Linked DNA regions of Homo sapiens: region 1 is linked to region 2. The links are chromatin loops, found by intact Hi-C in ENCODE. Cell type or tissue: Calu3. All regions are shown on one strand. Links, peaks and the distances in the headings refer to the core of each region. The heading gives the core; the rest is flanking DNA.

The links. Hi-C counts contacts between places; a loop is a spot of excess contacts. Peaks named below come from ENCODE experiments on the same cell type or tissue, not always from the same donor. Only the 100,000 strongest peaks of a DNase experiment are listed, where the experiment ranks them.
Region 1: a loop joins it to region 2, with 5 times the contacts of the local background. A loop is called at or near these places in 1 of 110 quality-filtered maps.

The regions. Positions count from the first base shown.
Region 1 is chr3:3,199,773-3,202,272 of GRCh38, forward strand. No RefSeq gene overlaps it. Among named protein-coding and RNA genes, the nearest start is that of CRBN, 21 kb to the left of the region's middle. RefSeq lists an enhancer at 1,980-2,159. In Calu3, for the core only: a CTCF peak has its summit at 1,049 (motif pointing right); a DNase peak (open chromatin) is centred at 1,069.
Region 2 is chr3:3,601,631-3,606,298 of GRCh38, forward strand. No RefSeq gene overlaps it. Among named protein-coding and RNA genes, the nearest start is that of LRRN1, 200 kb to the right of the region's middle. In Calu3, for the core only: no CTCF peak of the experiment used is centred there; a DNase peak (open chromatin) is centred at 2,811.

The DNA.
Region 1 (2,500 bases), core at 1-2,500, 400 kb before region 2:
CTCTATTTTATCTATTTTAATTTTTTCTTTCCATAGTTTTTTGTGGAATAGGTGGTATTTGGCTTCATGAGTAAGTTCTTTAGTGGTGATTTGTGAGATTTTGGTGCACCCATCACCTGAGCAGTATACACTGAACCCAATTTGTAGTCTTTTATCCCTCATTCTCTTCCCACCCTCTCCTCCCGAGTCTCCAAAGTCCATTGTGTCATCCTCATGCCCTTTGCATCCTCATAGCTTAGCTACCCCTTTGAGCGAGAACATACAATGTTTGGTTTTCCATTCCTGAGTGACTTCACGTAGAATAATCGTCTCCAATCCCATCTAGCTTGCTGCGAATGCCATTAATTCATTCCTTCTTATGGCTAAGTGGTATTCCATCGTATATATACCACAGTTTCTTTATCCACCTGATTAGGTTTCTTTAATTTATATGTAGTCCTATAAGTGCTTATTTTTATTTAAGAGCTTATTTTATTTATTATTTTTAATCAATTAAGTCCATTTGACCAATATTTGTCGAGTGTCTACTGTGTGCCAGGGAAAATGCTAAGCATTGGGGATGCAACGCTGAAAAATGCAAAGGCAATCCCTAATCTTGTCGAACTCACTGCATTCTACCTGCAAAACTGGGGGCTGGGGGGAACAAAGTAATAGGAAGTTGTAACAAATAATCTGAAGTAAATGATGAATGGCTGGAGTAGAGAAGGATGAGGGACACCTCCTTTAGTTCGAGTGGAAAACAAAAGCTTTCACAGTTGTAATCCCATAGACCCTTCTAAATTCTCAAGCCTGTGTTTATGCATAAAATTCCAGTGAGTGTTTTTTTGTATTGATTACATTTTAAATGCCCTTCATTTCATAATAAATATTTTACAACAAGCATCCAGCTCATTAATGCATTGCAGTATGGTCAATATACGCAACATCAGAATTCATATATTATTTAATGACTGAAGCTAATGAGAAATCATGATATTGGTGTTTTTTAGACTTGTTCATTTTTCAAAGTGAGCTTTAAGCCAGGTGCACAAATACCCATTAGCCACAAGATGGCGGGGTTGGTATTTAACAGAGAGTGGCCGGAGAGGAAATACTGGACTTGGACTTGAGAGAATGGCTCACATGCAGAAACAGACGCACACATTCTCTATCTCTGCACTTAAATGAAGAAGAAAATGAAAGCAGATAAGAAAAGAAAGGCATTTAAATAAATGCCCAAGTAAGATTTCAAAGATTGAAAAACGTTCCCAAACTAACTGATGTTACCTGGGTTTGTGACCTCACTAGAAGGTCTGACTATATGATGCCAGTGCTTGGAATTCACCAATTCCTAAAACATATTTGCCGCCCGCACAACCTTTTTTTCACCTCTCACCAAGACAACAAAAAAGTGAAGTTAAATTTTAAACATTAAAAAATAAGGGAAATACCTTGAGCTTGGGTTATTTTAAGAGCCCCACATTCTTTTGGCACATAATTTTTCATGTGTCTGACCTTGGGGACAAGCTTCTACATCCTCTCCTGCCCCTTCATTGGCTCCCCAGCCTCCTTCTGGCCCTGCCCACAACTATGCTTCTAAACTCTTTCCTGTTCAAATCATATTAATTTTCATCCTCCCAGTTAAAGGAAACAAAATCACTGCTCTTCATTCTTTTAGTTCTCTTCGCTAATGTGAATCCTTTTCTTCTTTCCATTTCTGTAAATAAATTGCAAGAACTCCTTGGGGCCGGGCATGATGGCTCAGGCCTGTAATCCCAGATACTTGGGAGGCTGAGGCATGAGAATCACTTGAACCTGGGAGGCAGAGGTTGCAGTGAGCTGAGTTTGTGCCACTGCACTCCAGCCTGGGGGACAGAGCAAGACTCCGTCTCCTCTCATAAAACAGCACAGGCAACCCTGCCTCACTCCTCACCCATTCCCATCCCAGCAACTGGCTTCATCACCCCTATCTACCCTTGGTGATCTTACTTTCTAAAATTCTTCTCTTGGCCCTCAGGGGATTTCCTTCCTATGGTACTACAAAGACTTCACAGGGCTGCTCTTGCTCTGGTCACACCTCAGATAAATTTCAGTTTCATTCTGCCCTGGCATTAGAACGAATAGCCTCATTCTCACATTTTGCTAACTGATTCTCCTCACAGTGTGGAGCTATAATGAAAATAAGAGCAGGGCAGATTTACTCTGTTTTAGTCAGGATTCTTGGTTTTCGGTGAAAACAGCTCATGCTTTTTTATTTGGCATGTTGGAGTCTAGCTGACTAGCATAAAATCAGGAATCTGCGCAGCTAGTCCTGGCGTCTACACGTTAACTGTGAGACCTTGGGCATGACCTCCTCGGGCCTCAGAGTCCTTTGTAAAATGAGGGCCTTCCAAACATGCTCTCAGAGACTCTTTCTCATTCTAACATTTTTTAATTCTGTAAATCAGTGGTTACTTACTTTGCCCGACATCCTCCAATGTGGTTTTTGTTGACTCCTAACTAATACGTGCAGGGCTGCTTT
Region 2 (4,668 bases), core at 1,255-3,754:
CTGACAAAGGATGGACTTTATGCTTCAAAACACCGTGCTCAAGAAGAGCAAGACAAATTTTTGCACTGGGGGATCTAAGAGAAAATCAAACATCAGTAGGGTGATGGACTAGAATCTAGATGACCTTCCAGGTTCCTTCCAACTCTTTTGTGCCAATGTTTTCTGTTTGGGCCAAGAATAACAGTATTGTCCAAGAGCTGGTTTGTACGACTAGAGGCAAGGCATGCACAACCAGCAAGAAGTGCCTGCAGTGTGATTTGTAGAGTGATGCTGAGGTTCTCTGCCCCAAACTAACATTCCCACCACTCGGGCAGAGTAACATTGAAAATTACATTTAAGAAAATGCCAGGTTTGGATTGCATATTTTAACAGAAGTGTGGAGACTGTTACTGTTAAAAAAAAATTTAAGTCTATATTCGGCCAGAGTAAAGAGAAACTGAATCAACTTTCTCTAGCCAAAATAGAAAGCCTTAATAAAAAGGAGAGATGGTAGGGATAAGGATAACGATAATAGTTTAGTAGAGAACCTGTTATATGCGAACACTATACCAGGTGTATTACATAAATTATGTCATTTAAACTTCACTATTACACCCTCCTACCCCCATTTTAAAGATAAATAAACCACATCTCAGATAAGCTAAGCCACATGCCCAAAGAATGGGTGGCAGGTGCGTAATTTCAACAAGTACTCTGTGACTCTTGCCAAGAAGCTTCATTTGTAAGAACAAGAAAGGAGAGGCCAGTTCTGAGATGGTAGCAGAGGAGGTTGGTGGGAACACTAGAAGTGTGGTGCTGGGGAAGAGAAATCTCGTTATCTCAAACAACTTGGAGCAAGCCCAGAGCCCTCCTGGACATCCATGCTTGGGAGAAGTTGGAGTAATCAACCCATACAGTACTCCCATTTGGGGATTTTGTTTTCAGAATTAATCTCTACCTCCTTCTACCCTCCTGACTGGGAATCTACAAGCTGTGGAAGTCTGAAGAGGAAACCAAGTGGCTCCTGCAGAAGTTTAGGGGAGCCTGCCTTAACACAAAGGATCCAATGCAAGTCAGTTTACACTGTGACCACAGCCTCTCTCAAATGGGGGGGCATTAAGAATGTAAAGGAAGGAACAGATTTGAGACCCTGTGGAGGAAGGAGTGGCAGGTCGGCTGTCTGGTAGCAGATTAGACAACAGGGCAGGAAAGAAATCAAAGTCAAAATGGTCTCCAAAGTAGACTTGTCGCTGCTTCTGGGCAGAAGCTGTGCTCCCGGGTCAGTGAGGACAGAACTCCTAGCACAGTGCATGAAGACAGATTTCAAGTGTTTGAGCATGAATAATTGGGAGATATTTGGTAACATGGAATGAAGAGTTATGGCAATTAATTTGATGGAGGCCAAAAGAGAGGGGAAAGATGGTAATTCTGTTTAAGACATGACTGAGGCCAGGCGTGGTGGCTCACGTCTGTAGTCCCAGAACTTCGGGAGGCCAAGGTAGGCAGGTTGCTTGAGACCAGGAGTTCGAGACCAGCCTGGGAAAAATTGCAAAGTCCCCTTTTTACCAAAAAAAAAAAAAAAAAAAATTAGCCAGGTGTGATGGCATATGCCGGTAGTCCCACTACTCAGGCGGCTGAGGTGGGAGGGTCCCTTGAGCCTGAGAGGTTGAGGCTGCAGTGAGCTATGACTACACCACTGCACTCCAGCCTGGGCGACAGAGTGAGAACCTGTCTCAAAAATAAAATAAAATAAAAAATAAATAAATAAAAAATAAAAGCATGACTGAGTTTTTGGTGTATTGATAAATAAAATTCAAATAAGCCCTAACATTTTTATTCTAAAAGAGAACATACGTAAATGCCCTGAAGGGATTCTCTCCCCTCTGACATTCAATGAGTCATTGCCAATTAACTCCCTGGACACTTAAACTCATGCCGCAAATGACTTCAACTTTTTTGATGACCGCACTAGACCATATTATTTCCTTCAGTACATATTTCTATCCAGGATTCATTCAACAAATATTCATGGTGCATGGCCCAAAAGTGTTCAGGATGATCCAGATGTTGAGACTAACCTCAGGAAGCTAAGAACCTAATGGAGTGACGAGTCAGGTCCATGAATGACCAGAAATTATATTCAGAATTTTTAACAAATGTAAGGCATGGGCACTGACCAATCAGAATGGATTTCTCTATAGAACTGCATTAGGGTGTTGGAGGACCCCTGGCATTCCAGGCATTACTCTTTCAGTTGTTGGATCATAGGGAGATTCAATGGGGCTGGGAGTGGGGCCAGGGTTCTGGGTCACTCAGGGTGTTTAGGAAAGAGACTATTTACTAATTGATTCAATTTTACAGTCACTGGTACATCAGAATTAGTATATACTTGTTGATTATCAACCCTATAGGAGATATTACAGAGGCAAGAAATCTATCAGTTAGCTATAACTACCTAACAAACTCCCCTAAAGCACTGTGACTTTAAATAATGGCTATCAATTACTATGTTTCATGGGTGACAAATGAGTCAACTGATCTTGACTGGATCCATTCATGTGTCTTAGCCAACTGGGACCTCTACTCTGAGTGGAGCTTGACTGAGAACACCTTACCTCCACATGTCTCTCTTTCTCCTCTGGGACCAGTGACATAGTCCAGGTACATACTACTCATAGTGGTAGCACAGGTGCAAGAGGGAGCCCAATCACGTAAGTGCTTTTCCAAGTCTCAGCTTGCATTCTGTCTGCTAAATCTCATTGGCCAGAGCAAGTCATATGACCGAATAATTCAGAATCAAGGAGTGGGGCAATATCCTCCACCTTCTGATAGGAGGAGCTGCAGTCTCATGGAAAAGTTAATGGATACAGGAAGGGCTCAGGAATGCAGTCTATCACAGCGCCTCTCTCTCTCTCTCTCTCTCTCTCTCTCTCTCTCACACACACACACACACACATATACATACACACACACACATACACATACTCTTGCTCTCTCTCTCATCTGTTTAGTGTCCATTTCTACTTCTGAAAAGAGCACCTTAACTCTCCCTTAGGGAACAATACCTCCTCTGCTTTTGGTCCAAGGATTGTTGACTCTATCTCCCAGATCCCAAGAGTGGAGTATGGTTCAGCTCTCCACAATCACAGCATTCTATTCATTTTGGCCATGGTCATTAGTTCAGCAATAGGCATGTGACCCAAGTCAAGCTGATGGAATTAAATTCTAGGAGTTTTGTTGGAGTTATTAGGAAAGAAAAGTCTCTTTCTAAGGAAGTTGTTGAGAGGCTAAAACATAAGCCTATAGCTTCTGATAGCTATCGTGTTACAACGAGAGGAAACCTTGAGAATGTATCAGTTCAGAGGAAAACAGTGAGAGATTGAGCACATAAAACTGAATAAATAATGCTGATATCTTTTGATCCCCTGACTCCAACTGTGCCTGAACCATCACTCCTAAGATTTTCAGTTGTATGTGGCAATACCTCTACCCCCGACTTTTGTTTTTAACTAAATCAGTTTGAATTAGATTGGAGAGAGAGAAAACTAACTGTTAAGAAAACTAAATGAGAGAATTATTTTGGCCAGAAGGATTAAGGTAGGTTATTTAGAGAAGTTGTCATTTGAGCTAACCACTGTCTTGTTTAATGTCTCAGCATTTTTTGTTTTGTTCTGTTTTGTTTTTAATGCCTAAGAAACCCTTTCAATTCTTCATTCCCTGGGAAAGATAATTTACATGAAAAAGTACAGCAACAGCTGACACGCTTTGAAAAATGAGTTGTTGGCCACCTCTTTCATTTCTACTTGGCAAGTTTTAGGATGAAAATGAGATCTTTCCAGACAACACCCTAGTTAATTTTCCAGTTGGTCTAACACTGTATTTAAGAAACTTGCCTCCTAAGAGATTAGTTGGGCCCCACTGCGTTAGCGTGGCAATGTAACCCAATTGCTAAGCAGTTAATCTATTCATTATGTATATTTTCATTCTCAATTTTTTTTTTCTGAGAACCAACTGAAGCATGAGGGATAACATGGCTTTCTTAAGCAATTGCTTTCAAGTCCTGATGAAGAAATTTCCAAGCATAGATTTCAGCACAGTCTTTCTCAAAGTGGTCAAAGTCAGCTAGAAGGTTATATCTATAGGTGCCTTCTCTATAAGATACTCCTTCTCCCAAACAGAATTCATATTTCAATCAAGGTGACTCACACTTGGTCTTCTTTACATTTAGATGTCTCTCCATACACTCCATGCCTTTCTGAAATATCCTCTAGGACTGAAAATGTAATGCATTAAATAAAATCTCCAGAGACGTTCATATATCATCCCAACTGTTCCACTCAGATGGGTAATATTGACTATTCCAACTGTTTGTGCTGACGCTAATGTTAGAGACTAAAGAAATATCAAGGAGGAATATCTGTACAAATTTGCAAATGCTCATGGAACAACCACGGTAACAATTCCCACAGAAACATTAATATCCTAAGCTAACAGACGGAAAAAGAAATAAGCATGAACACAGTCCTATGGCCTCTCATTGCCCATTTTGAGACACCAAAGCATAAATTCATGCGTGTGTGTGTGTGTGTGTGTGTTTGTGTATCCAAACCAAGTATAAAATTAAACAATTACCAGGAAACCTCATTATTGTGGAAGGCCAAGCCCGTACTCATCAGCCACAAATTGTAG